Linked DNA regions of Mus musculus: region 2 is linked to region 1. A link is a loop called in an ENCODE intact Hi-C map of the cell type or tissue named here. Cell type or tissue: heart. All regions are shown on one strand. Links, peaks and the distances in the headings refer to the core of each region. The heading gives the core; the rest is flanking DNA.

The links. A loop is a pair of places that touch in the nucleus more often than their neighbours do. Peaks named below come from ENCODE experiments on the same cell type or tissue, not always from the same donor. Only the 100,000 strongest peaks of a DNase experiment are listed, where the experiment ranks them.
Region 2: it touches region 1 in a loop (13-fold over the local background); 4 of 42 quality-filtered maps call a loop at or near these places.

Annotation. Positions count from the first base shown.
Region 1 is chr1:131,132,012-131,147,227 of GRCm38, forward strand. Dyrk3 (dual-specificity tyrosine-(Y)-phosphorylation regulated kinase 3) reads right to left here and starts at 6,223. Exons shown (of 3, transcript NM_145508.2): 1 at 6,069-6,223; 2 at 4,249-4,360. The coding sequence starts at 6,145. In heart, for the core only: a CTCF peak has its summit at 6,903 (motif pointing left); a DNase peak (open chromatin) is centred at 6,320; H3K4me3 peaks cover 2,005 bases; H3K27ac peaks cover 1,992 bases.
Region 2 is chr1:130,976,296-130,991,511 of GRCm38, forward strand. No RefSeq gene overlaps it. Among named protein-coding and RNA genes, the nearest start is that of Gm41952, 20 kb to the left of the region's middle. In heart, for the core only: CTCF peaks have their summits at 8,301 and 11,417; no DNase peak of the experiment used is centred there.

The sequences.
Region 1 (15,216 bases), core at 2,869-10,868:
CTGTGCTGGTCCTGGCTGTACTACTTAAAGCTCTATGACCTGGGACCGTCACTTGAACTTTTCACAGCCTTTGTTTCTTCTAGTATAAAATGTAAAATATCTACTTGGCAGCACATTGTGGAAGTCCAGCTATATTCAAAACAGGAAAGACTCTCACAAACTATAAAACTTATGCAAAAACACTGGCTACCACTATGTAAAATTCTCAAAATGTGACCACTTTAGCCCCTGTACTCTTCCCTTCCCTACACACACACACACACACACACACACACACACACACACACACACACATACACACATACACACGCCGTGGATTTTCTCTTCCTCCTGTGGTGGCTCCGTCTACATTAAAGGCCCTTTTCTACTGATTATCAGCCAAGTATCTGGCCAAAGAAGAGCCTAGCAGTTAAGTTTTTGCATGGGACCACCAAGGCCGGTTCCTCCCCCACATAAAGGCTGCCTTCCGCTTGCTATTCAATTTCATATGTTATCTTTCTAGAGATAGTCAAGCTGCACCATAAAATCACTGCTCTAACGCCTCCCAAGGTGTTATCGAGCCGGTGGGATGTTGTCTGTGGCCCTGCGTCTGCCCCTGGAGCTTTCTCTGCCTGGTGAAGGCTGCATTGACTCTGAAGGTCTTCACTTCTGTGTGTGATGAAGAGAGGGTCTCAGGCTCAGTACATTACTAAGAACAAGTATTTAACAGAGGTCTGATTTCCATAGAATTACTCTAACAGAACTAAGAACATCACTAGGATCTCCTGACTCTTGGCTCTTCTTTCGGTCAAGCCTTACCTGCACCCTGTGCAGATTAAATCCTCCACAGTACCCAGAATTTCACAGGGTATGTCCAGGTTTCATAGAGTCCCTGTAAAAGTAACCAGGGCTGTCCTGTCCTCACCTCACAATTCTGTAGGCACCATCCTCATTTTGTCCTCCCCCCCCCCCCAATCCCCGATCTGTGTCTGCTGAGCCCTCTTCACCTTGTCCTTCCTGAAGTGTGGCTTCCAGGACAGTGGATAGTGGAGATGTGTTCCACTAGAGATTATCAAAGCTCAGATCTCCAGTAAACTGGGCAAATCCCATCAAGGGTTTTTTCCACATGGGGAAGGAATCTTTCCTTACCATGTTTCTCTTTCTTATAAATCTCAAATCCTTATACAAATCAATTATATACCAATTCTCCTGTGCATAATAAAACATTCTTTCCCATTTTCCTCAATCTACAGCTGTGGTGGTTTGAATGAAAATGGCCCCCACAAGCCCATAGAGAGTGGCACTATTAGGAGGTGTGGCCTTGTTGGAGGAAGTGTGTCACTGGGGGTGGGCTCTCAAGCCAGGTCCAGTGTCACCCTTTCTTCCTACCGCCAGCCGACCCAGATGTAGAACTCTCAGCTACATTTGCAGCACCATGACTGTGAGATGAACCTGGCTTCTTTTTCTTTTTGGTAAAACAATGACTGTCTGCATGATGCAGTGTTTCCTGCCATGATGATAATGAACTAAACCTTTGAAACTGTAAAGCCAGCCCAAATTAAATGTTTTCCTTCATAACACTTGCCTTGGTCACGGTGTCACTTCACAGAAATAGAAACCCTTAAACAACAGTATTCCTATATACGATATTATTAGTTACAAAATACTATATATTTCTAGTCTAGGATTATAATCATGATAATCAGAAAGGTATATAAGCCAGGTGCTGGTGGTGTACACCTTTAATCCTAGCACTCTAAGTCAGAGGCCAACCTGGTCTATAGAGCAAGTTCCAGGAGAGCCAGGGCTACACAGAAAAAAACCTGTCTCAAAAAACAACAACAAATAAGCAAACAAAAACCAGCAAAAAAAGAAAGCTATATAGTAGACTCAACCAAGTATTTTGTTAACCATGTAATTATGTACAAGAGACAGATCAAGCAAGGATATCATGTTTTATTTCTTAAAAATACTTCATGGGTACCATTAATGTGGAAAGCATATTGGGTTTTATATAAAATGTGCTGTACTAGTTAAGTCCTATAAAAATCCTGTTGGAAAATTCAGAATGAATAATCTCCTAATCCAGATATAAAAACCTACCCTTGGGAGCAGAGGATGTGCCTCAGTTGGTAGAGTGTTTGCCTACCATGCATGAGGTCCTGGGTTCAATCCTGACCCAACACCACCAAAACAAAAAACTCCTACCTTCTACCAGCTCCTGACCTTAATTAAATCTCTGCAGCAAAGAACTTGGTTCAATAGAACGAAGCCTTTAGGGAAATGACTGACAGATTAGAGCATGTGAAAGGAGCGCCTTGTAAAGCTCTCAGGCTGCCTCTGAGGCTGTGCCAGGACTAATGGACACTGCGAATGGAATCATAGCATTAGGGATTGTAAGTGCTCCCACGGGATTGAAAAGCACTCTCCCAGCCAAGTCTGCCAATAACAGAGGCTGGGGAGACAGGGCAGGGGTTAAAGTGTTTGCATGAGGACCCGTCCTGTCAGCACTGGGTGGGCATGGAATCTGCCTCTAATTCCAGCTTCAGAAGGCAAAAACAGAGCAAGCTGGCTAGCAAGGCTGGTCATGTGTGAAAGCTCTTGATCAAGAAACCAAATAAGACAGAAGAGCGTACATCAATATCACACACACAATAAAAGTGGATAGGGAGGTTAAAGAAAAGCCCTTGCAATGACATGTTGGATTAGAATCTAAAATCTTAGGGCTTCTCCATAACTGTCAGAGTCAACAACATGCAGTAAGAAATTCACTTGATCCTGAAATATAATTTGAGAGAAGTTTAGGATAGAGATCAACACGGATCAACTCTAACCTAAAGTTAAATGAGGTTTGTGCCTGATGCCCAACTGCAGGGAGCCAGGAAATTCGATGGCCACCACAGAGGTGGCTCTGGATTTCTCAGAGGTGTTCAGAGACCACAGAAATCAACTGACAGGAATGGAAAGAAGCCCCACTGTACCCCAGAAGAGATTAAAAATGGGGTGACCAGACTTCCAAACGTATTTAGACCAAGCTTGTAATATTATTAACCCTGAGAGTGGTAAGACCTAGGGAAGAACTAGAAACAATGACAAGGCTAACAAGATGGCTCAGCAGATAAAGGTGCTTGCCACTAAGTCTGGTCACACACACACCACAAAACATGCACAAATAAAATGTTACTATTTTTAAAGCAAAATTACAGAGTAAAGCAAGGAAGGAACAAAGCAACAAAGGTGGGTTTTAAGAGGAACCTCGGAAGGGAAAAGTACATAGCCGTGCCAGCTCAGGAAGTCAGACACTTCAGCAGATGACACATTGTAGCACAGTTTCAAGTCACAGACCGTGACTCCTTGCCTTGGAACTTGTCCAAACCCTGCTCTGCTCCTCTGCCTGTGCCTGTGGACTGTGAGTTCATCTCATTCTTACCTTAAACAAAAGGGCACCGAAAGCTAAGGGTCTGGGGCTCATAAAGGATCAGAATGTACCAAAGCCCAAGCTGGACGAGTGGCCCCCGGTGGTGCACGCCTTTGACCCCTACAGAGCGGGTTCCAGGACAGCCAGGGCAACACAGAGAAACCCAGGCTTACTGTTTCAACTTAATTTATGAAGTTTTGTTCTTTTGTTTTTTGGGTTTTTTTTTTTTTTTAAACTGTCTTTCATATACTGATCTGCCAGGACTAAACGGGAAAAACTGAGCTGATTGTGAATTCTGACACTATTTTCCTTGTTACTTCTGTTAAAAGAAGCCTTTGTCATGCTCTATGTATGTCACCTACCATAAAAAAGAAACACCGCTTAAACAAGAGTTCCTTCCGCGACCCCAAGTGCCATGCCTACCCCAGCAGAAGGAATAAGGAAAGGGTGGACTTCAAATCCAAACTGTTCCAAAAAAAGCCGACCTCAAACCACAGAAACTGTTTTCCCCAAGTCAGGAGAAATCAAAAGCAAACCAAGCATGGTAATATGAGTATGGTAATATACCCATTTAATCCCAGTACTCTGGAGACAGAGGCAGGTACACCTCTGACTTTGAATCCAGCCTGGTCTACACAGAGTTCCAGGTCAGCCAGGACTACACACACTAAGCAACTCTGTGTCAAAACAATAATCTTTCAAAAAGCAAAAGAACCACACACACTCCCCAACCAAAAACCTCAAAACAAAAGCAGCCAACCCACAAATAACAAATGGAACTCCCGCGTTGCCAAGAGCATTAAGGAGCACTTCCTCTTCCCCCAAGCAACTTTCTTTCCTTTCCTACTTACATTTAGCCTTCTGGAGACAGGTGCTTCAGAGGGGTTGCTGAATGTGTCCGAATAGGGTGGGCCCTTGGTTTCATCTATCATCATGAAAGTATCATAGACACCATCCCCCAACCTAGGAGAAACGGTTACAGATAAAACCGGTCAGTAACTAAACAAAATGAGCTTGCATTTTCAAAACACCCCAGGATTTAAGCGCTTCTTACCCTTTCTGACACTGCACAAAAACAAGCCGGGCAGTCGGCAGTGGGAGAGAAGGACTCTAACCTTTCTCTTCCCTGTAATTTTTTTTTTGTTTTTTTGAGACAGGGTTTCTTACATAGTCCTGGCTGTTCTGGAACTTGCTGTGTAGAGCAGACTGGCCTCGAACGCAAACTGATCCACCTGCCTCCACCTCTGCACCAACACATCTGTTTCCTTTTTCTTTGTAAAGAATGGAAAAAAAAAATCTCTGGATTCAATTTTACATTAGTTACAACAGACTGGTGTGGTGACACACTCCTTTAATCCCTCTCTCAGGAGGCAGAGGCAGGTGGATCTCTGCTGAGTTTGAGGCCAGCTTGGTCTACAGAGTGACTTCCAGGACAGCCAAAGCTACATAATAAAGAGACCCTGTCTCTAACTAACAAATAATAAGTAATCGAATGCTGTTCAAAAAATGAGGGACTACCAATTAACTTGAACTGAATAAGAAACCTAAAAGCAGAAAGAAATAAACATAACATAGAGGTTTGTTTTAGAATGCAAGTCTAACACCTCTATTCTAGTTTCAGCCCCTGGCTGTGCTACCTTCCCCCTCTGAACAGCCTCACAGGTAAATGGGAAGAAAAGGACGTCTACACTCTCAGACTACAAGAAGAGAAGACTAGCAGAACAGCTGTCTTCTCTTCATTATTTTATGCACCCATTTACAGCTAAGCTAACTAGTGAAAAAAGGCAGCCAACAGGAACCCACCCGATGCTTTGCTTTAAGTTACACGATGTACCAAATCTCTCTTCTGTTCCCACTTCATTTCCTGGCATATGGAGATATTTAAAATGCTAAAGGACTACAGAATGGTTCTGTCTTTACACTGTGGGTCCTCCACAGTGAAGGCACACAAACAATGGGCAGGATTTACTAAAGCCACAAGATGGCCTTGAATAATGCATTTTATCTGCTCCCAAGACTACGGATTTGCGGGTCACTCTGGTCACCGGTTCATGTTACCATCTCAGATTATATACTACTAACACAACCATGACTAGGTAACATTTTTCATTGTCTTTAAAAAAAATATCTTTTCAGTCACTTTTGAGATCTGTCTTATTAAAAAAAAATACTTATAGAGTTTAACACAAGTGTTAAAGGAATAAAGGAGGGCTTTAAAAACATCCCACAAGAAATTAAAATATCTTCTAAAAAATATATTGAGGTTCAGACAATGTTTTGATAACAGGCAATTTTCTAGACAGGTCCGGCCTCTGCCATACTGCACGATGAAACACACCAGCACCGCATCTGCAGAGTAACAGCCAGACGCGAACGAGCGGATTGGGTTCCTTTAGCCAGGGCCCGATGCGGAGGGGGAAAGGGACCCCCCCCCAAAAGCGGCACATGGGGAACAAGGTCCCGGGTCTCTGCTGCTCCACCCCAGGGCCAGGGCGGGCTGGGCAGACTCTCGGAGCAACAGGGCGCAGGTCTTGCGCGCAGGTCCCAGACCCAGCTCTCCGGAGGCCGCGCCGTCCCGCCCGCCCTCCCCCGCCCTTCCCGCTCACCGCGCTGATGGACAGGCAGCCCAGACCCGCAAGGAGTCCTCCCGCTCCTACCCGGGCGCCGTTACCTCCGCTGCTGCGGCGGGAGCCCGGCCCCCGGCAGCGCCGCGTCCTTCCTCCCGCGATCGCGGGCTGCGCCTCCCATCGCGAGCTCGCCCCGCGGACACAGAGGCGGCGGTTGGCCCGGTGGGTCGCCTCCAGCACCGCACCTGCTGGCTTCGCTACAAGACGAGGCTGGGCACTGGGCTCGCGCGGTCCGCAGGGAGACCACGCGGGAGCGGCCGCGTCGCTTAGCAACCGCGCACGCCCTGCCGCGCCTGCGCAACGCCGCCTTGGAGGGAGCGGGGAGGAGGCGGAGCGAGGGGCGTGCTGTTCCTGGGTGGTGTGCTCGCAGTTCTTTTTGCAAAAGAGGAAACTGGCTTGGAACCTACGCTTCTTCGTATTCACCTAGCCGTGAAACCAAACATGGGAGTATCAGCAGCACAGCCTGCCTGCTCAGCAGACCGCTTGGAGAGCTCTGCGCATCTTTAATATGTGAAAGCGTACCTCACTCTTTCTGAGAAGTACCGTCCATGTTAAGTCTATTTCGACAGTTAAAATGGAAGTGAAAAGAAAGGCTGTTAAGCCACAGAAGTGGCGGTTGTGTTGAGCTTGGTGCCCATCAGATTTCCTAAGGCTGCAAAACTCCTCTGCAAGAGCGGATTTGATTCCCAACACGGTCGTGGCAGTTCACAACCATCCATAACTCTAGTCCCGGGGTGTTTAATGCCCTCTTCTGACATCTGAGAGTAGCAGGCACGTATGTGGTGCACAGGCATAAACTCATACACATAGGATGAGCCCATTGGATCTATGAGAACAAAACAAAACAAAAACCAAAGGTTCTTCCACGCATCGGTGGCGCACGCCACCTGGTGCACACTGGAAATTATTTCATAGAGCATAATTCCACGAATCTTCAAATGTCCAACCGAGGCTCCTTTTGGGGTTCGTAAAAGTCACAGTCCCTGTTCTCAGAAGATCCACACTCTATTTGCAGCTAAGAATCTGTCCATTTGGGACACTTTATTTTCATCTGTTCAGTGTTGACTTAGCCTGTGATATAAGTAAAAATGTTTTCTTCAATGATGATCTTTTAGAAGTTTTCTGTCTCTCTTTCATCCACAACCAGTGCAATCTTACTTTCCTAGGGTTTTTGTTTTTAAATTGGGCTCTTTGACTCTTGTTTGTAGACAGAGTTCCATGGCAACAAAGGCACCTCCCCCGCTCCAAGATTACAAAATTCTACTAACTGATCCTGCTCTCAGGACTTCTAAGAGGTGAACACCCCAGACTACTACCGGAAGGGTTGGTTGGGACTTGCCTGGACATGTTTAATTACCTCATTTCGAATCACTGCAAGTCTTCCCTTCTGTCTTTAAGGCGCATCTTCTAGAGCCAAGCTAAAGCCTTCCTGTTCTACTTGCCTCCAGCGGGTTAGGGGAGTAGATACAGAGGCTGCCTTTGTCTTTAGTAGGTTATTTCCCTAGTAAGGGAGGGAGAACTCCTTGAGGGTGCTGGACCTCCTGAGTATCTGACCTTGGTGACCTAAGTACTTTTCAGTATTTCTTCAAAGAACCCCTGTTTTGTAACAACGACCACACCCTCATTAAGCAATTGCCCTGTACCCTCCGGCTCTTGAAAAGACTCATTTAAGTGTACTTCAACAGATATTGAAATACAAAGAAAATACGATTTCTCTGTATAAAGTGTTCCATATGCTTACATATGTGCAACCTATGGAAATCTATGCAAAATATATTTGATAAATGTTACATTAAAGTAAGTAAAAAAAGGTGGGGGAACATGCTGGTGGAAGGACAAAGTTTTGAGGAAGTGAGGAGTAGGAGGGAGGGACTTTGGTTGGATGTGATCGGATATATTGGATAGGGGCTGGAGAGATGGCTCAGTGGTCATGAGCACTAGCAGCTCTGGAAGAGGATCGGACATCTGAGAGTACCAGGCACACATGTGCTGCACCGACATATGCTCAAAAGAATAAGATAAATCAAAAATTTTTTCCAAAGATATAGTGTATGAAGTCACTGAATAATAAATTAACGGATTTTAAATAAATGAAGAGTGGTTGGAAATCAGCATTATCTTTCTGAAAATATAAAATAAGAATCCTACCACATACTAGCCAAGTCACCTGAGATGTCTGCCTGTCTTTAGAAGCCAGTTCTAGTGAACAGGAAAACTAAAGAGCTTGCAATATGTGTTTTAAATGCAATTATCCCAAAATCATAAGGAAAAGACACAGGGACCTGGAGTATTGCTCAGTAGACCAATGTCTGTGTAGCATGCAAGAGGCTCCGGTTTAGATCTCCAGTACAGAAAGCAAAGGAACCAAGTGGGCATTCAGAACTTGACCACAGCACCTTCAGGAGGGACACAAACATTCCCCTGTAATAACTCAGCTGTAATTTTTTGATAAAGCAGCTAGTGGGGGGTTGGCTTCCGTTTGAAATCAGTGTGTTGCTATGAATTTCTCTGTAGTGGAATATACCATGATACATGCATATACAATGATACATGCATCACAGAACTGAAATGCACGTTTAAAAGAAGTCATTCATTTAGAACCTGAGAGACTCACTGGTGAGTGAGTGAGTCTTGATATTTCCAGCTTTGTCAGCCTGGTCTTGTGTCTCCTAAGCCCTTAAGGTTGTCTTTACCAGTCCCAAACCCCTGTCCCAAAAGTTTATGTGTGTGTGTGTGTGTGTGTGTGTGTGTGTGTGTGTGTGTGTGATATCTACAGCCCTAAAGGTTGTAAAATGTGTGTGGTGTGTGTGTTTTTGTGTGTGTGGTATGTATGTTTATGTGTGTGTGGTGTGTTTGTGTGTGGTATGTATATGTGTGTGGTATGTGTTTTTGTGTGTGTGGTGTGTTTATGTGTGTGGTGTGTTTGTGTGTGGTATGTATGTTTGTGTGTGTAATGTGTGTGTGGTATGTGTGTCTGTATATGTCTCTGTGTGTGGTGTGTGTGTGGTATGTGTGAGTGTGTGGTGTGTGGTATGTGTGAGTGTGTGTGGTGTGTGGTATGTGTGAGTGTGTGTGGTGTGTAGTATGTGGTGTGTGATGTGTATGTTTGTGTGTGTATGGTATGTGTGTTTATGCGTGTGGTGTGTTTGTAGTGTATATGTTTGTGTGTGTGGTGTGTGTGATATGTGTGGTATGTGTTTGTGTGTGGTGTGTGTGATATGTGTGGTATGTGTGTGTGTCTGTATGTGTGTGTCTGTGTGTGTGTCTGTGTCTATGAATGTGGGCATATCTGAGCATCAGTGTGAACACCAGAAGATAACTATTGGAATTCAGTTCTTTCTTTCCACCTTTCCACCTTGGGTTCTGAGCATTGAACTCAGATTGTAAGGCTTGCTTGTGTGGAAAGTGCTTTTAGCAGCTGAGCCATCTTTCTACCCCTGAGTACAGTTCTTGACTTGAAAAGCCCGACATCTAGAATGAGAACAGGCATAGTATAACTCCTGAAGACTCTCCCTACGAGGAGGAACTGGATGCACACACTTACTCCTGATCACAGTTTACATGAACCCCAGCAGGGCCAGCTCCCTGATGACTGCTGAAGGTTGTGAATGATTATTTTTGGCTGTTCTCTGGGTTCTGAGGTTTCTGTCCTCTGAATCACACTTCCTTTTCAAATGAAAGATAGTTTTTGTTAGCAGGTGAATATTTCATTTTTTTTAAATGTTTCCTTTTTTTATAGAGGTTTGGGGAATCTAAAGTTTTGTTTGATTTCAAATTTTCTACTGTCTTTGTACTTTTGGTGCAAATTGATCATATTTTAATAATACAATTCAAAGTTGTAGTTCTGTGAGTCTTATTTGCTTTTATAGTAAACAAAGCCATGCATGCAAATCTCTTCAAAGTCTTTCTCTACTTTGTGCTTCTGAGGCTGCTGAGGGCAACATCTGAGGGCATTGCCCTTGCAGTCCTTGGGGGTCCTGTGAGGGCATCTCACCTGACTGAGATGTCACTTCAGAGCTCTCTGCTGTGTTTCAACAGTCTTTGAATTAACCCTTTATTTTAAGAAGTTCGGGGTTTTCTATGTATGTTTGTGTGTGTGTTTGCCTACATGTATGTATGTGCACCAAATGCCTGGTGCCCACAGAGGCCAGAGGAAGGCATTGGATTCCCGAAAACTAAAGTTACAGATGGTTGGTGAGTTGAATGTGGGTCCTCTCCAAGAGCAGCTAGTGCTCTTAACTACCTTGTCATCTCTCCAGCCAATGTCATTCATTTTAATTTAATATCTATTGGGACAGGGTCTCACTTTGTAGACAGGGCTGGTCTAATTTAGACAATCTTTCTTGGGAGATTACAGGAATGGGTCACTGTGTCCTACAGTGGTTTTCTTTTAAAGATTTGATTTATATGCAATAAAGTTAACTATTCTTTTTCTTCTTCTTTTTGTAGTTCGTGGAATTCATTCCAGAGCCTTTTAAACACTAAGCATGCTCTTGCCACTAAAGTATATCCCAAGCCCCTAAGTTCACTACAGGTCACAGTTCTGTGAGTTGTATCAGCTTCATACAGTTGTATAACCACCAATGCTATCATAGGTAGCAGAGCAGGGTGCTCTATCTGTGGTGGTTTGAATGGCCCCTATAGACTCATAGTGGCCTTATTGGAGGAAATATGTCACAGGGGTGGGGGGTGGAGTTGGAGTGGGTTTCAAGGTTTCAGAAGCTCAAGCCAGGCCTAGTGACTCATTGTCTCTTTCTGCTGTTGGTGGCTCCAGATGTAGAACTCTCAGCTACCTCTCCAGAACTATGTCTGCCTGAATTCCACCATGCTTCCTGCCATGATGATAATCGTCTAAACCTCGGATCTGTAAGCAAGCACTGTTAGCATTCTGACTAAACTCCACACCAGTTACCTGGCAACAGCCATGTAGGCCTGGCCCACTATAAAAGGTGTTGCTTGCTCCCTCCTCCTTCTCTTACTCTTGCCTCTCTCATGCCTCTTGCTCCCTTGCTCCCCATCTCTCCCCATTCCCTTCCCCACTCTCTCCACATGGTCATGACTGGCCTCTACTATACAGTATACTTCTCTCTCTCTCTCTCTCTCTCTCTCTCTCACTCGCTCTCTCTCTCTCTCCGCCCTCCCTCTGCCACTACTACCCTCTAAACACTCTTCCCCATGCCCTGAATAAACTCTATTGTATACTATACCTTCATGTGGCTGGTCCCTCAGGAGGAAGGGACGCCTTGGCATAGGCCTGCTGAGACATCCCCTTTTCCCACACCTCATCACACTCCCATAGAATATATTCTTATATCTCTTTATCTTTTTATAATTACAAGAATCCCCAATTAAGTGTTTTACTTTGTAAGAGTTGCTATGGAATTAAAGGCATGCGCCACCATGCCTGTCAAGAGCAGGTGGATTTCTGAGTTCGATGCCAGCCTGGTCTACAGAGTGAGTTCCAGGACAGCCAGGGAAACCCTGTCTCAAAAAAAAAAAAAAAAAAAAAAACAAAAAAAAGAGTTGCTATGGTCATGGTGTCTCTACACAGCAATAGAAATCCTAAGACATTATCTCATATCTATCTATCTATCTATCTATCTATCTATCTATCTATCTCTACCTATACAAGAAATGTAATACAATGACTTACAGGCTGTGGCCCAGCTAATCCAACAATGGCTACCTATAAACAAAAGGTCCAAGAATCCAGTAGTTGCTCCTTCCATGAGGCTAAATGTCTTAGATGGTCTTCAGTATGTGCAGGAATCCTAATGCCAGTGAAGAAATGGACTTGCCAGTGGGAGAGAGGGTAAGCAGGCAAAGAGCAACAGCTTACTGTTTTCATGTTCTGGTATAGACTAGAAGTAGATCTTCCCACTTCAAATAAAGCAAAGAATCCATTGCAGCAAGAGGCAGAGTAAACAACCACTGGACATGGAGTAAACATAGGGACAAACCGTAGAGAGTGAGAGGAAGTTGGAAGGAAGAACAGAGAGCTGCATAGGAAGTAGAGGGAGGGACATTCAGTGTGAAGGGTTTTTCAGAGAGCTTGGAGGAGAGCTTTTCTTTTCCTTTTGAGACATCAGCAGCGGGAGAAGGTGAGCTGAATGCTTTCTCTATAACTTTCTGAGCTCGTAGGCTTTCATCTCAGCATCCAGCTCCCAAGTCTTTATTGGTAAAATCAAACATTTGAGATTTTTGTTTGTTTGCTTGTTTGTTTTTGGTTTTTCAAGACAGGGTTTCTTTGTGTAGCCCTGGCTGTCCTGGAACTCATTCTGTAGACCAGACTGGCCTCAAACTCAGAAATCCACCTGCCTCTGCCTCCCAAATGTGCGCCACCACTGCCCGTGAGATTTTGTTAAAAACAGCATTTGGTGCTTCAATGGGTAGCATGACCATATAGACAAGGAAATTACCCCAGCTGAGGACAAAGTGAGATGCCTGTGAAGAGCTTTCGGGGCTGCTTGACAGGAATTTGCCATTGGGAAAGGACAGGGAAGTAGGCTTCAGGCAGGAATTTGAAAGTGGGCCAGGACCAGGAAGTAAGCCCAGGAAGAAATCTAATTTTAGGCTGGAACAAAGAAGTAGGCTTCAGGCAAGGATAAGGCTTTGGGCTAGGACAGGGAAGTGGCTCCTATATCTTGGTCAGGGACTTTATTTTCTTGCTTGTTCCGCAACTATTTGTGTTTATTGTCTTCCTTGCTCCTTAACCTAGAACTGACCTTGTTACTTGCACGTAATTAAAATGGTATAAAAGCAGACTGGAAAAAAATAAACCTGCCTCAGCCTCAGAACTGGCTGGGGTCATGCTATAGTGTTGTCTAATTGTTTTTTTCTTTTTAATCCTCCCTCCTGCCCTGGAGAACCTGTTGGCTGACTAAGCTGTCTTGATCAGTGTTGGAGTTCGTCAAAAGACCCTTACTCACAAAGAACGCAGAAAACGCTGCCATTGCTGCAAACTGCGTGAGGATTTTTATTGATCCAACATGTTGGGGACTCCCCTCTCAGCACGCAGGCCAGAGGAGAGACCCAGAACCAAGAAAGAACACACTTTTTATACCTTTGTAAGGGGCAGATTTGAGCAACAAGGTTCTCATTGGTGTAGCAAGTAATTCTTTCAGGCATTGGTTGGTTTGTATAGTGACTAAGTAACCCTTTGGCCTAGTGACTTACTTTGCTTGCCCCCATGGTGGGTTATTATGATTTGGTCAGCAAAGTAATAGTACATTTTGAACTTATGGATCAGCTATTAACGTCACAGCTATCAACGTCAGGGGAATTCTCACAATGTCAGGGTGGTTTGTGGTTTTCTTCAGTGTGTGTGTGGGGGGGGGGTTGGGAGCAGGAAAATTGCTTATCTTGTTATGGTTATTTCCTGAGAACAACTAATATTGTTTTGGTAGCTGCAGGCTATCATTTTGATGGCTAAAACTCTGTTTTACATTTGTTTAGTCAGCCAGCTTCCTTATCTGGCTCTGCACTTGGCCTGCTAGTACAGTTTGGAAAGTCCTTTTCGAAGGGGGAAGGTACTAGGTGGTCTTGAATTCATTTTGGATATTACAATCAGAAGTGATCAGATTTGATGAGTCACCTGGGAAGTCTTCAAGGAGAGACTTAAGGATGGGAAAAGACATAATACGAGGTGCTACTTCAGTAGGAGCCTGTGTAGTGCTACTTTAGATGGCTTGAAAATAGAAGCAGAAGTAAAAAGCTAAAATTAGATCAATATCAGTTACGATTATTATCAGTTCATATTTTACCCTTAGTAGCCATAGTGACTTTCTGTATCCTTTCAACAACAAAAAAAAAAGCTTTAGAGATACAGGAAACAGAAAACTATGAAAAATAGATTAAGATATAAGCCTTAGAATGACTTATAAATGAAAGTAAGAGAAACACAGGTGAAAGAACTTAGACAAGAATCTACCATGCTACCATATGATAAAACTTAGGAGAGGTGATCCAAGGCTGTTAGAAAACCAGTCTTAGTCTACTCAGTTACTTATACAAGACCTACCAGGAGACAATAGGCAGCCCCAAGGTTATGAAGCAGTTAAATAGAATCCTATAGACATAATTAGATTTGAGGAGATTTGTGGTAGTTTGAATATGCTTGGCCCAGGGAGTGGCACTATTAGGTGTGGCTTGTAGGAATAGGTGTGGTCTTGTTGGAGGAAGTGTGTCACTATGGGGGTGGGGTTTGAGACCCTCCTTGCAGCTGCCTGGAAGACAATAGTCTGTTCCTATTTGCCTTTGGAACAAGATGTAGAATTCTCAGCTCCTCCAGTACAATGCCTGCTCAGATGCTGCCATGCTTCCTGCCTTAATGATAATGGACTGAACCTTTTACACTGTAAGCCAGCCCCAATTAAATACTGTCCTTTATTAGAGTTGCGTTGGTTATAGTGTCTCTTCATAGCAATGGAAACCCTAGCTAGGACAAGATTTAAGGAAGTGATCGGTTTTTGTGGTTTGCACTCTTTAGTTACAATGATGAACATGATGAAAAGAGGAAGCTAGGGCCATAGAACAACGAAATAGGGCTAGAGGTATTAATATTTCTTAGGATCAGTTGCTAGGTGAAGAAGGTCAATAGGCTGTTACAAAGGCAGCTTGAATTTAATGATCACACCTTGGCACTATGTCATTTAGCAGCTTTAAATGCTTGGGACAAGGTTAACGAATCAGGAAAAAGTTCTGAGTCATGTACTAAAACCATGTAAGATCCTAAAGAAGCCTTAACCGAGTTTTTGCAAGGATTTACTTCAGCTGTAAGTAGAATAGTAACAGATTCAGAAGTCAAAAAAAAAAAAAAAAAAAAAAAAAGAAAAGAAAAAGAAATACAGTCGAATCTTTGGCTTTTGAAAATGCTAGTTCAGAATGCAAAAGGATGACTAAACCTTTAAAGGCAACATCAGCACCAACACACAAACAGATCAGAAATATGTCTGATATTGGATCTCACGTTGATGATGCTACTCTGATAGGAGAAGTAATTCTTAAAAGTTATAATAAGAAAAGTCGCTGGTTGTGGTGGCTTACCCTGGTAGCATTTGCTGAAGGAGGCAGAGGCAGGAGGATCACCAGTTTGAGGCCAGCCTGGGCTACACATTTTTAGCCGGGCATGGTGGCACACACCTTTAATCCCAGCACTTGGGAGGCAGAGGCAGGCAGATTTCTGAGTTCGAG
Region 2 (15,216 bases), core at 4,094-12,093, 150 kb before region 1:
GATATACGACTGTTGAGATCATTAACTTGATCCTGATTTAACTTTGGTACCTGGTATCTGTCTAGAAATTTGTCCATTTCGTCCAGGTTTTCCAGTTTTGTTGAGTATAGCCTTTTGTAGAAGGATCTGATGGTGTTTTGGATTTCTTCAGGATCTGTTGTTATGTCTCCCCTTTCATTTCTGATGTTGTTTATTAGGATGCTGTCCCTGTGCCCTCTAGTGAGTCTGGCTAAGGATTTATCTATCTTGTTGATTTTCTCAAAGAACCAGCTACTCGATTGGTTGATTCTTTGAATAGTTCTTCTTGTTTCCACTTGGTTGATTTTGCCCCTGAGTTTGATTATTTCCTGCCGTCTACTCCTCTTGGGTGAATTTTCTTCCTTTTGTTCTAGAGCTTTTAGGTGTGTTGTCAAGCTCCTAGTGTGTGCTCTCTCTAGTTTCTTTTTGGAGGCACTCAGAGCTATGAGTTTTCCTCTTAGAAATGCTTTCATTGTGTCCCATAAGTTTGGGTATGTTGTGGCTTCATTTTCATTAAACTCCAAAAAGTCCTTAATGTCTTTCTTTATTCCTTCCTTGACCAAGGTATCATTGAGAAGAGTGTTGTTCAGTTTCCAGGTGAATGTTGGCTTTCTATTATTTATGTTGTTACTGAAGATCTGCCTTAGTCCATGGTGATCTGATAGGATGCATGGGACAATTTCAATATTTTTGTATCTGTTGAGGCTTGTTTTGTGACCAATTATGTGGTCAGTTTTAGAGAAGGTCCCATGAGGTGCTGAGAAGAAGGTATATCCTTTTGTTTTAGGTTAAAATGTTCTGTAGATATCTGTCAGATCCATTTGTTTCATAACTTCTGTTAGTTTCACTGTGTCCCTGTTTAGTTTCTGTTTCCACGATCTGTCAATTGATGAAAGTGGTGTGTTGAAATCTCCCACTATTATTGTGTGAGGTGCAATGTGTGCTTTGAGCTTTACTAAAGTTTCTTTAATGAATGTGGCTGCCCTTGTATTTGGAGCATAGATATTCAGCATTGAGAGTTCCTCTTGGAGGATTTTACCTTTGATGAGTATGAAGTGCCCCTCCTTGTCTTTTTTGATGACTTTGGGTTGGAAGTCGATTTTATTCGATATTAGAATGGCTACTCCAGCTTGTTTCCTCAGACCATTTGCTTGGAAAATTGTTTTCCAGCCTTTCATTCTGAGGTAGTGTCTATCTTTTTCTCTGAGATGAGTTTCCTGTAAGCAGCAAAATGTTGGGTCCTGTTTGTGTAGCCAGTTTGTTAGTCTGTCTTTTTATTGGGGAGTTGAGTCCATTGACATTAAGAGATATTAAGGAAAAGTAATTGTTGCTTCCTGTTATTTTTGTTGTTAAAGTTGGCATTTGTTCTTGTGGCTGTCTTCTTTTAGTTTTGTTGAGGGATTACCTTCTTGATTTTTCTAGGGCGTGGTTCCCATCCTTGTATTGGTTTTTTTTCTGTTATTATCCTTTGAAGGGCTGGATTCGTGGAGAGATAATGGGTGAATTTAGTTTTGTCATGGAATACTTTGGTTTCTCCATCTATGGTAATTGAGAGTTTGACTGGGTATAGTAGCCCGGGCTGGAATTTGTGTTCTCTTAGTGTCTGTATAACATCTGCCCAGGCTCTTCTGGCTTTCATAGTCTCTGGTGAAAAATCTGGTGTAATTCTGATAAGCTTGCCTTTATATGTTACTTAACCTTTTTCCCTTACTGCTTTTAGTATTCTATCTTTATTTAATGCATTTGTTGTTCTGATTATTATGTGTCAGGAGGAATTTCTTTTCTGGTCCAGTCTATTTGGAGTTCTGTAGGCTTCTTATATGTTCATGGGCATCTCTTCCTTTAGATTTGGGAAGTTTTCTTCTATTATTTTGTTGAAGATATTAGCCGGCCCTTTGAGTTGAAAATCGTCATTCTCATCTACTCCTATTATGTGTAGTTTTGGTCTTCTCATTGTGTCCTTGATTTCCTGGATGTTTTGAGTTAGGATCTTTTTGCATTTTGCATTTTCTTTGATTGTTGTGCTGATGTTCTCTATGGAATCTTCTGCACCTGAGATTCTCTCTTCCATCTCTTGTATTCTGTTGCTGATGCTCACATCTATGGTTCCAGATTTCTTTCCTAGGGTTTCTATCTCCAGTGTTGCCTCACTTTGGGTTTTCTTTATTGTGTCTACTTCCATTTTTAGGTCTTGGATGGTTTTATTCAATTCCATCACCTGTTTGGTTGTGTTTTCCTGCAAGTCTTTAAGGGATTTTTGTGCTTCATCTTTAATGTCTTCTACCTGTTTAACAGTGTTCTCCTGTATTTCTTTAAGTGAGTTATTTAAGTCCTTCTTGATGTCCTCTACCATCATCATGAGATATGCTTTTAAATCTGGGTCTAGCTTTCGGGTATGTTGGGGTGCCATGGAGTGGGCGGAACCAAGATGGCTCCCGGGCCAGGCGGACACCTGTCCTCTGGCTGGGAAGGTGGCCGGATGTCTGGAGCCGAAAATGGCGCTGCCTCAGAAGCTCTGTGGCTCTTGCCTGTCCCAGAAGCTGTTAGCTTCTGTAGTCCACACTCTCACCTGTGCAGACTACTTTCTTCGGAGTCCTGGAACCAAGATGCCAATCTTTTTCATTCATCTGTGTACATGATAAATTCATCCCAACAAGATCCTAATGTTTCAAAGCAATGGGACTTGGCAAGTTCCTATTGTTTGTGGTTAGTCTCGTTCCCTTGAGAGCTAAGGTATAGCACTGAGTATCTGCGATGTGGGGTTGCCATCATCCCTGTGGAAATAAGAGAGCCCAGATCACTAAAGGTGTGTGTCCCTATCATTCCTGGCTTAGAGCTGGCACAGCACTCTTCCAAGATGCAAGCATACCTTCAGCAACGCTCTTCTCAATGTGTTAGTGAAGAAAATCCACCCTGATCTTCCTTCCACCCTACCCCACACATCATTCCCCAGGCTTGCTCTTCACTGGAGTATAAGCTGTTGTCTCCTGAGCCCATTCTGGCTTCTGCTTCCCAAGCCTCAGAGGATACTGCAATCTGACCTGAATTATGAAGCCAGTGGCAACTGAAAAAGGTTGGGATAGGGCTAGGGAAAAATCCACTCTGCAGAAGGCAGCTGCCCAGGTAAAGCTGCTGTAAGAGGCATGTGACATTCATTGTTGGTTCTGTGCCTGCTACAGCTGCGTCCACCAGTTCCTGTCATCTGCAGTGTAGCTGAACAACAGTCCCTTAGTAGAAATATATTTTGTTACCACCCTCAGCCCACCAACATCCCCATGTAACCCCCAACTATGACAGTTCCTGTTTGAAGTCCATTTCATCTGAGGCACAAGGACTGCTATGGTGCCATCTAGTGGCTATGGGGCCTCATTTTCTCATGGTACTTGGGGAGTGTGTGCTGGGTAGATATATATGGTTGTATAGAGAGCTAGGTTATCATGACTATTATCTCATACAGTTACTTTGTGTAACAAATAGCTAAAATCTACTTAAACAAAATGCCTATTTAGTAACACCTGAGCTCATGTTGAACATCAGCTCTCTAGGCTTGGTCTTCCTACATATCTGCTACTTTATAACCTTTGACTCCACTTCCTACCAACCCGTTCTCTATCTCTGTGTATTTTATCCTTGGTATCATATATATAACTGAGAGACCCTGCAAAACCTTTTCTTTATCCACTTTTAAAAGTTTAGCATTCCCTTCTACAGGTCCATTAATTCTGTAGCAAATTAACAGTGTTCCCTTTTTCCCAAGGCACTCAATATTCTATTATATGCACACACATATATGTCTACAAATATGTGTGTATAAATTTTGTTTATACATTCTTTGACCAATGTACTGTCTCCACATTTTAGCTATTGTGACTAGTACTGTAATAAATACAAGGGTCAGGTGACTTTGCAACATGTATTTTACCACCTTTTGTATAAACCTTCTCTGGTGATTCTCCTAAAACTGGATGGACAATCAGTGCAGACTTTCTCAAAGACTAGATGAAGGAGAAGACCATAATTTAAAGTCTGCCCTAGTTGCAGGCTGGACAGAGGATATTGTATTCAGTTAGCCAACAGAATCTGCCTCTAAGGATAAAGCGAGGAGATGCCTCAAGGCCAAGAGAGTGTAGGCCCACAACCTCAGAACCACCCAGACTCACCATTGTTCCAGATCACAAAAACTTGCACCTATGAGATCACACATAGCATTGGGGGATCATGAGTTATCCTTCCTTTCATGTGAAAGCACAGTCTCAAGGTACCAAACAAGCCCCTGTAGTGGCTTCCTGTGTCACAGAGTGAACTGATCTGGGGGGTGGGGGAGGAGGGTGGGAGGTGGGTTCCATGCCTCAGTTACCAGTGTATGTTGTGAGCTCCATTCTTTACCACACGTGAAGAAAAGGGGTGCTGTAAAAATGACGATTCGTTAGCTTATTGGAACTCCTCTTTATTGTTGCTGGCTATTGAGCAGGGATAGCACAGGAAGAGATGAAGAATACTCCTGAGACCACATCTGTGTCTTCTATGCCCACAGTCACTCCCATGACTTCTACGTGCAGTCACCTACCCCATGTTTCAAAAAGCTACAATGAGAACATTTGCCTGCAGCTGAGACATTGAGTGTCTTTCATTAAGTCTGTAAAAGGAACCCACAAAAGACATTACTAGGAAACTTTTAGAGAAAAAGTGCAGATGTTAATGACTACAGTTAACTTTCAAACACATCCTAATGATGTAGATGGGCCAGAAATCCAGGACCTACATGAACAGGCACACACACCTTTAAAAAATTACCAGTAAGCGCCGACATGAGGAGGTTGGAGAGATGGGTCATTGGTTAAGAATGGACTGCTCCTGCAAAAGACCCAAGTTCAATTTCAGCACCAGCATTGGATGGGTCACAACTGCCTGTAACTCCAGCTCAAGGTTTCTATGTTCCTTTTTGGATTCCTCACGCACAAATATACTTGTTCACATATATGTACATATGTGCGCATACCCACACACATACAGTCACATAACACACATGATTAAATAGAAAGCTCCAGATGAGATGAATGGCCGAGTGAGGATTCTTCAACATTCAAGGGCATGATAAGCACAATAAAAGAGCCAGTTAATGTGGGGGATAATATCTGCAAAAAGGAAAAAGTCAATGGCAGAAGCACAGGGCACTTGAACACCAAAAGAATTCATAAAACACTCATAATGTTCAGTGGTACTCCAAAAATATTTTTAAGAATGGCATACAATGCCCCAACCAACTGACATATCAAACTAACTCGATATCTCAGATCTTCAGTCTATGGCCTGTAGGGTATACATGTTGAGAAATGTATCAAACTCTATCCATATATTTTAAAGTTTGTGTAAATTTTCAGTTTCTCCTGGAGGGATCTAACCTCTTGCGCGCGCTCGACTGGCCAGGAAGAACGACGCTGCAACAGGATCCTTCTGCACACGTTTATTGGAAGAGCTTGATTATAGAGGCAAAAAGACCCTGAGCCCAGAACTGGTGCTGCTTACATAGGCCTAGGAGAGACGTGTCTCACATCTGATTGGTTAACTTGTCTTGGCAAAAGAACCTTCACTGCCTATGTATGTGTGGTGGCCAGCAGTAGCCAACTGCCACTCTGCAACGGCTTCCCACATCTCCTCCTTTTTGTTTTAATAAAATGAGACTGGTCTAGGCCTGTGCAATTATGTCCATCCGCCATGGCTCCTGTTTTAGGTCGTTCCTCTAATGTCACAGCCTTTCCCGTCATAGGGTAACCCTATCGCCACTGGGCCCCGTGTCTTAGGTTGGTCTGTGCATGAGGAAAGTTGCCCGTCTCTGGATACCGCAGTACTGTGTGACAGTAACTGCTAAATGACCTAGGGCGAACTTATGGCCCACAAAGGTATACTTATCCCGGTCTCAATCATCAGGAGCAGAATCATCTTTGGATTCATCTTGATCTTTCACGAACCCAAAGTAGATTTTCTTTACCCGGTACCACCGTTCCTCAGCTGAAGAGTTCTGAATCCACGCAGTCAGATCCTTCTCAGCAGTCTGTTTTGCAGGAACACTTCATTACCACCATTCCCCAGCTGAAGAGTTCTGAATCCATGCTGGATCCTTCTCAACAGTCTGTTTTACGGGAACCTTTATTAACCGCTCCTTCCCTGTGATGCAGTTCTGAATCCTCCCTGTAGCAGGGGGTCTTCGCTCGTGCCTGAAGATGTTTCTTTTCCCGGATTTTCGGCACCAATTCTTGCACGCGCTCGACTGGCCAGGAAGAACGACGCTGCAACAGGATCCTTCTGCACACGTTTATTGGGAGAGCTTGATTGTAGAGGCAAAAAGACCCTGAGCCCAGAACTGGTGCTGCTTACATAGGCCTAGGAGAGGCATGTCTCACATCTGATTGGTTAACTTGTCTTGGCAAAAGAACCTTCACTGCCTATGTATGTGTGGTGGCCAGCAGTAGCCAACTGCCACTCTGCAACTGCCACTCTGCAATGGCTTCCCACACTAACCAGGTTGTGGAAGAGGATTTTTGCTATCTTATGGTATATTTTTATTAAATGTAGTTTAATCATGATCTCACACTGAAGATTTTATGCCATTTTTAAAAAAATATTTTCATTATTTTAAGAATTATAAGCCAAAATAATGTATACCTTGACATGTGCCCACTGATGCCATAGTGGCCAGAGATTACAGGAGAAAACTTTGAGGTTTGATTTGAGGCCTGCTCCACAGGAAGAAATTCAAGCATAGTGCTATGACTCTGGTCAAAAACTCATGCCTTGGGAGGGTATAGGCCCTAAGAAGGAACTGTTGTCAAATGGTCTTCTAAATATTTATTAGCATCCCTATAGATTAATTCTGTCTTCAGCCTTGGCCAGAAAAGTGTCTTCCTGCAGTGGACTGGAATTAAAACAGAGGTTCACAACTGGTCAAAATGATGAGATTAAGTACCTATTGAGGTCTCATCCCTAAATAGCGTTCTCTCGTTCTCTCTCTCTCTTTCTCTCTCTCTCTCTCTCTCTCTCTCTCTCTCTCTCTCTCTCTCTCTCTCTCTCTCTCTCTCTCTCTCTCCCATGTGTGCATGTGTACACACACACACACACACACACAGAGCTCTCCAAGGCTCAAGGAACAAGATGGAAAGACTGTAAGAGCTGGAAAATTGGGAAAGAGCACTGGGAAATGCTGTCTGCTGGACAGGACAAGAAGACCCTTACACCCAGGAACTCACTGCACTATGGTTACCTGAACAGGATCAGTCAACAGTCTGATGAGCAACAATAATTAGAAGCTGTTATTAACAACAAAAAGACATGACGTCAAGAAGGAGACCTGCTGGGGTGCCTGGGGTGAGTGGGAGGGAGGAGGTGGGGCTCTCCCCAATCCAGGTGCATTGATTACATTCATTCCATTGTCAAAAATACTTAAAAGATACTCTGCTTCTCAAAAAGACTGTGTAGGGCTGGAGAGATGACTCAGAAGTTAAGAGCAAGTGCTGCTCTTGCAGAGGACCCAGGTTCAATTCCCAGTGCCCACACGGTAGCTCCCAGTCATCCATAACTCCAGTTCCAAGGGACCCAGTGGACTCTAATGGTCTCTGCAGGTACCAGGCACACACATGGTTCACATACATGCATGCAAGCAAACACTGATAGACATAAAACACAAATAAGTGAACCTTAAAAATAATGTGTACATTAATAAGTCATCATACAACATCCTTTAAAAGAATTGTAAATATTAGTGTGTGTTTCTGGCATTTTAACTTGAACATACGATATTACAGCATAATGTATTTAATAGACATGAATAGGAGATACTGCAGCTTAGTGTATTTAATAGCAGTAGTGGCAAAAGATCAAGAATATGTTTCCATTGTTTGCAAGATGATACTGAACTAGCTTTCAGTTACAGACAGTAAAAAAAAGAAAGCTAAGTACCACTCCCTGACCCCTTGACTTCCTTCCTGGTTCCTAGGTGCACCAATTTGTGGGCAGGCTGCCTCAAGGGGCATCCTTATTAAAACATAGAAAAACTGTTTCAAGCATGGGGGGCATCCCTGTTTATTTTCCCTACCCAGCAATAACCCCATGATCACTGGGAGTAACACAAATTCATACTAAGAACCTTCCTCTGTACACCATGAGCAGTCCTCATGCACCCACGCACGCACAGCCATGGTTCTTTCTTGCATGGCTGTTCTTTCTTGCGTGGCTCCCCAGCTCCACGAGCCTCGTTGCTGAATTAATCCACCCTTTCCTGGTTATGCCACAAGAGGTCCTTGTTGCTCACTGACTGAATGAACTGGGAGCTTTTTCCTGGTGCACCTGCTGTTCAGCAAGAGACACATGCACCTGCCACCCAGGAATGTGTGGCCTCCCAGGCCAGAGCTCCGCCTCCATGACAATATTCTCAGCCCACTGGAAGTCCGCAGATGCACAGAGGTCTTGGATGGTCCTTTGCAGCTTCACCCTATTTACTGCATCCCATGCTGAGAGCTCTGCACTTTCCCTTCCTTACCCCTATACACATGTGCACAATTACCCCGGGATCCCTCTCTAACACACTGACTCTATCCTTCCCTCGAGGCGATAGGCATCCTACAAGCACAGCTAACCCCATGTTCAACTCTGTATCACTCCAGGCATCAATTTGTAGAGCTGAGCAGAATCCAGAAGTGCAATGTGCTGTTGTGGTTGTTTTGTTTTGTTTGTTTTGTTTTGTTTTGTTTTGTTTTGTTTTCATTTAATTGGGAGATTTCAAGTTTTCCCTATGCTCTATTTTTTTCTTTTTTTATTGGATATGTTATTTATTTACATTTCAAATGTTATCCCCTTCCCCAGTTCCACCCCACTTCCCAGAAACCCCCTTTGTCATCCCCCCTGCTTCTTTGTGGGTGTTCCTCCACCTACTCACCCAGTCCCTCCTGCCCTCGAATCCCCTATCAAACCTTCATAGGACCAAGGACCTCTCCTCCCATTGATGCCTGACAAGGCTATCCTCTGCTACATATGCAGCTGGAACCATGAGTACTCCTTGGTTGGTGGCTTAGTCTCTGGGAGCTCTGGGGGGGTCTGGTTGGTTGATATTGTTGTTCTTCCTGTGGGGTTGCAAACCCCTTCAGCTCCTTCAGTCCTTTCAGTCCCTCCTCCATTGGGGACCCTGCACTCAGTCCAATTGTTGGTTGTGAGCATCTACCTCTGTATTTATAAGGCTCTGACAGGGCCTCTCAGAAGACAGCTAGATCAGGTTCCTTTCAGCAAGCATTTCTTGGCATCTACAATAGTGTTGGGGTTTGGTGACTGTATATGGGATGAATCCCCAGGTGGGACAGTCTCTGGATGGCCTTTCCTTCAGTCTCTGCTCTACACTTTGTCTTCATATTTGCTCCCGTATTTTGTTCCCCTTTCTTTTTTTTTCCAGGTTTTTTAAAAATATTTTTATTAGGTATTTTCCTCATTTAAATTTCCAATGCTATCCCAAAAGTCCCCCATACCCCCCCCCCACTTCCCTACCCACCCACTCCCACTTTTTGGCCCTGGCGTTCCCCTGTACTGGGGCATATAAAGTTTGCAAGTCCAATGGGCCTCTCTTTCCAGTGATGGCCGACTAGGCCATCTTTTGATACATATGCAGCTAGAGTCAAGAGCTCCGGGGTACTGGTTAGTTCATAATGTTGCTCCACCTATAGGGTTGCAGATCCCGTTAGCATCTTGGGTACTTTCTCTAGCTCCTCCATTGGGGGCCCTGTGATCCATCCAATAGCTAACTGTGAGCATCCACTTCTGTGTTTGCTAGGCCGCGGCATAGTCTCACAAGAGACAGCTATATGTTTCCCTTTCTAAGAAGGACTGAAGCACCCACACTTTGGTCTTCCTTTTCCTTCAGCTTCATGTGGTCTATGAATTGTATCTTGGGTATTTGGAGCTTTGGGGCTAATATCCACTTATCAATGAGTGCATACTATGCTCTACTTTTTAAGGTTATAGTTCATGTCTTCAATAGAAAAAATTTTTACCTTTCACCTTGTGGCTATGTGAATTATGAGCTTCATTATGTGCCACACACAGCGCTAAGACCAGAACAAATTCCGTCCTGATCTCCACATTCATGTAACACAGGTGAAGACATACTAGGTATGTATGCAAGTCAAAAATAGTGGCAAGCAGCCTGAAGTAAAGTTGCCCCTAAAATAGAGACAAAGCCTCTTTTTAGAACATGGGACCAGTTACCCCCGGAGGAGAAAGGACGAGTCAGCTCCAGCATCATGAGAGAGAAGCAGCCAAAAGGAGAGAATTAAAGAGAGGATGGAGGAAATGACGTGGATAGTAATGATGACAGTAAGACATGGCACACCAACAGAAGGAACTGGTAAGTGACAGTGTCACCAGAGTGGAGCAAACGGAGTCCAGTGAGGATAGCATGCACAGCCACAGTTCTGAGTTTCACATCATGCACCCCAACCCCGCTCATCTCCCTGTCTCTCCATATCTACCCATAAGAATTTTTTTAAAAATAAATGTAATAAAGCAAAGCATAAAAAAAAATCTCTTGTGGTGGAAGCTGTAGTATGTAGTGTGCCCCACAGTGTACCCTTTTGTCCACACGTCTTTCCTTGCAAAAGTTCATTGCACTGAATCATCAGTCTGGTTCAGGATCTTTGGCTTCTGCTACTCTATCAATACTGGGACCTCACTGGGACTCCTCGAGGATATCCTATTGTTGCTCTGTGTCATGAAGATCCTGGAGTTTCGGATCTGCAGGACTGGCACCTTCATGTGCTCCAGCAATTCATAGATGGGGTAGATGTTTGGGTGGGCCAACTCAAAGCCCTGGATCTGGGCCTGGGTGGCAGCTGAGTTGATCAGTGCACCGGCGTCACCAGGGCGAGCTCTCCAGCACTGCCCCAGCTAGCTCACCCAATGCTGCAACCAGCAAGGGGCACAAGGTGCAGGGTCTGCTCTCCTAAGTGTAGCAGCTGGTAAGAGGTGGGGCCTGATTTCCAGAATACTGAAGTCAGGGAGGGGTGGGACCAGCACTGCACAGCCCTTGGACATCAGTGTGGTCAAAGGTAGCAGCCCAGATCAGGGATACCTTCATGGTCTTTAGTGGTAATATGGACCATAGACATCAACACAGATCCCTGTTGCTTCATGGCCACAAACCCAGACATGGACTTCAGTGGCAGCATCAGCTGGGATTTTACCATGACCTCAGGTGGTAAGGCTAGCTACTCAGAGTGGGCTATTCCTCTCTACACTTGAGTCTCCAGTTCCACCTCTCTTCAGAATGTTCAAACTGTTTCAGTTCTCTTTTTCACCCATCTGTCCACCACATACTTGCACACTATAGTGGCAACCACTGAGGGCAGGCTATGCACCTGGCTGGCCTCTGGGTGTCCTCCTCTGCCTGCAGCTGTATAGTGTGGTAGCCAATGGGCCTCTCAATAAGGATCATGAAGGCCATGTTACCATTGTAGGGCTTGGGTCTGATGCTAAGATCCTGTTCCCCAGTTCTTCTTGATTCATCAATAAAGACACCAGCAACCAATGACCGAGGATGAGGTGAGACACTAAGAGTTGCTTGGGAGAATGCAGGGAGGGGGTCGAGGAGAAGCGGGGAGTAGCTGCAGGAGATAAAGCCATCCAGCCATGTGAGTTTTCTGTTGGAATGGCCAGTGGCCACTCTATCTGATTATGTCTGGGGTGGCAGGAGAGGTTTAGCAGTGCTCAGTCATTGACTTAGCAAAGGCATTTTAAAATTAACAGGCGTATGTGTCTGTGTTTTTCATCCATGGATCCAATATCCTCTAGGCAGGGGCTGGTAGCGCAGCTGATCCAGACTTAAGGTGTTGTAGCTAAAGCTACATGCAACATACCATGACCTTGAATTTGCTGTCATCATGGAACTCAAATGTATTCTATATGTTAGGAGAAACCATAAAGTTATTTTAAGCAAGGAAATGGTGTGATGTGGTTTAGCAGGAGATAAGAACACAAAGAATGACCTAGAAAATTAAGAGAGGAAGAGAAAGGGAAGTTAACAGGCTGTAATGATGTTTGGATGAAAGGATATTGACTTGGACTAGGTCACTGAAGGTGAACCCAAGGTCAATGATACAATCGAGCAGAACAGCAAGGTCCTTTCACCCTGTGGAGCTGGTGAAGCTGGGAGAGCATGAATCTGGAGAGACACTGTTTCCCTGTAGTGATCTGCTACCCAAGCACAAAGCCAACCAGCCCAGAGGGGAAGCGAGCAGTAATAGGGGTGATACAGAAAGCAGGCCAACTTAGATATTTCAGAGAGAAAGCCATGGGGCCTAGTGATGGTCTGTACCTGACTTATCTTTATTGTTCATGAGCACAATTTGTTCCAAGTTTTCTCAAGGACAGTCCTGAAACTTGTATTTTCTAAGTATGTATATTATAAGTGACAATTTACCCTTGTGTAGACCTCTAGGTTGTATATCTTCATTGTGCAGCTCAAAGGTGGAGAAGAAATCTGATGTGAGCTTCTTCCCCTCCCCACATAGGAGTTAATACTTTATATGTAAAGCATACACACCAATAAACTCTATATGCTCCTTTTAAATCTTTTCCATTTAAAAGTTGCACCTGAGGGCTAGTGAGATGGCTCAGTGGGTAAGAGCACTGACTGCTCTTCCAGAGGTCCTGAGTTCAAATCCCAGCAGCCACATGGTGGCTCACAACCACCTGTGATGAGGTCTGATGCCCTGTTCTGGTGTGTCTGAAGACAACAACAGTGTACTTATTTATAATAATAAATAAATCTTTGGGCCAAAGCGAGCAGGGACTGAGCAAGCGGGGCTGACAGGAGTGAGCAGAGGTCCTAAAATTTCAATTCCCAACAACCACATGAAGGCTCACAACCATCTGTACAGCTACAGTGTACTCATATACATAAAATAAATTCTGAACAGTATAATAATAATAGAGAAATCAAGTGGAGCACAAGCAAGGAAGCAAGCATGTTATACCTTCATTTTCCTCTGTTCTTGACTATGTGTGTGATGTGACCAAACTACTGCAAACTCCTACTGCTCTTACTTTCCCACAATGGCGGGCCATAACCTAGAGCTAAATAAAACATTTCTTCCCTGCACTGCCTTTTATCGGGATATCTTATAAGACTAACAAAAATGAAACTGAAACAATGAGTGAAGATTAATGCACGGTACAAGCAAGTAAAACAGAAAGGCTCTTTGCCCTTCTGGAGCTGGTTAGTCAGAAGAACATGAACCTGGAGACACTTTTTCCCTGTGGAAATTTCCATGCCCAAGTATGAAGCCAGTCAACAGGGCTGGGGGCACTGGGAGACTGATTTCTGGTTATTTCTTGAACTTCATTGCTGTCTATCAGTTTGTGCTGGACACAATGCTGTTCCTTGGTTAACTCTGTGTGTGTGTGTGTGTGTGTGTGTGTGTGTGTGTGTGTGTGTGTGTGTGTGTGTGTAAAAGAGTCACATTCATTTTTTATATAAATAAAATATCTCTTAAGATTTTTCTTGAATGGAATACATTTTCTACAAAAAGCTCTTGCTGCACATAATTCTGTACATTAATTTTAGGAGCTGAAATTTGTGGGATGTGTTTGATATCTGTCGTTCACATTTGTTCTAGTCTTTCATATTCATTTCTTTATCTTTTGATTTAGTGTTCTAGGAAGTCTATCTTCAGTTTGCTTTTTACTCATTCAGTTGGTTCTCTCCCATGTCCATTTGTGAGTCATGACTACATCTTAAATTTTAATTCAATAACCTCGTATTTTAGCCTAATGCTTTGATCTGCTTGGATCATCTCCTTTGTAATATATATTTTTTCTAGTCACATAAGTAAAAAATTTTTCCAGTGTGTGGTAGCATATGGCACTTTCAGATAAGCAAAATATGAAGTTGTCATTCTTTTTTCTGGTAAGTGATCTTATTAGTCATATTAACATCTCTTAGTTGGCACTGGTTTTTTTTTTAACATTTTATTAGGGGGGTGTTCACACACATGTGTACATACAAAAATGTTATGGCCTGGGTGTGTAGGTCAGAAAACAACTTGAAAGAGTTGGTTGTTTCCTTCTACCATGTTAGAACATGAGATCAAACTCAGGTTTGGTGGCAAGTGTCTTTATTCGCTGAGCCATCTCACCAGCCCTACATGCACACATATAAAGAAGACCTAGCAAGGCTCTGTCACACCCTTTGGCTGTAGGACAAAGAGTAATTAATCTCAAACCAATCAGGAAACTTCCTTCCTGCTAGCTAGCTCTCATAGTGCCAGCAGATGCTGTGCAGGTTGCCAGGGGAGAAAGGTTATCAGTGGTCTTACCCAGCACAGGACCAGCATGCTACACTACTGATCTGCCAGGCAGGTCATACCCACTGCCTGCACTAGTGGCATGACTGTCATAGTGGTAATTAACCACTTTCAGTTTGAATTGAGGATCTGCTTCACAGAAAGGAATTTCATACCTAGTACTGTAAATCTTGGTTAGGAGCCCAAAGAAGGGGAGGCCATTGGGTAGTGCCTGCAATTACTATTTTTGATTAATTATGGTCATGTTGTCAATTTCTTATAAATATTTGTTTATACCCAGGAGGCCTGAATGCTCCCAACATGAGTCAAGGAAACGTGTTTTCAACGGTGGGCAACAATCAATGCATTAATCAAAGTGTTGAGATAAGTCCTAATAGGACACACACAAACACATCCCTATATCTCAATAGGGCTCAGAGAACATCATGGAAGAGGATGTGGGAAAAAAATTAAGAGCCAAAGGATGGAGAGAAGCACTGTGAAATGCTACCTTGCGAACACGATATGGCTATTACACACATGAACTCACAGCAGCTGTGTTATACAAGATCAAACCAAAATTCCACCATAGATGGAGGAGGCCATTCCATTGATCCATCCCTTACTAAGGAGCTATTGGTGATTGATAGCTGCTAGGGAGGAAGAATCACTTTTTAGGGTGTCACTTGTAAATTTCCCGTGCTCCAGTGGATGGCCCCAAACCACATATGGGCAGTACAAATTGGACTTATTGAACTGAAGAAGAGAAAGAAGAAAGAAGGAGGAGGAGGAAGAGGAGGAGGTAGAGAAAGAAGAGTAGGGGGAAAATTAGTGGTGTTGGGGAAGGTTATGGGAGGAGCTGGAGATAGGAAATGAGGGT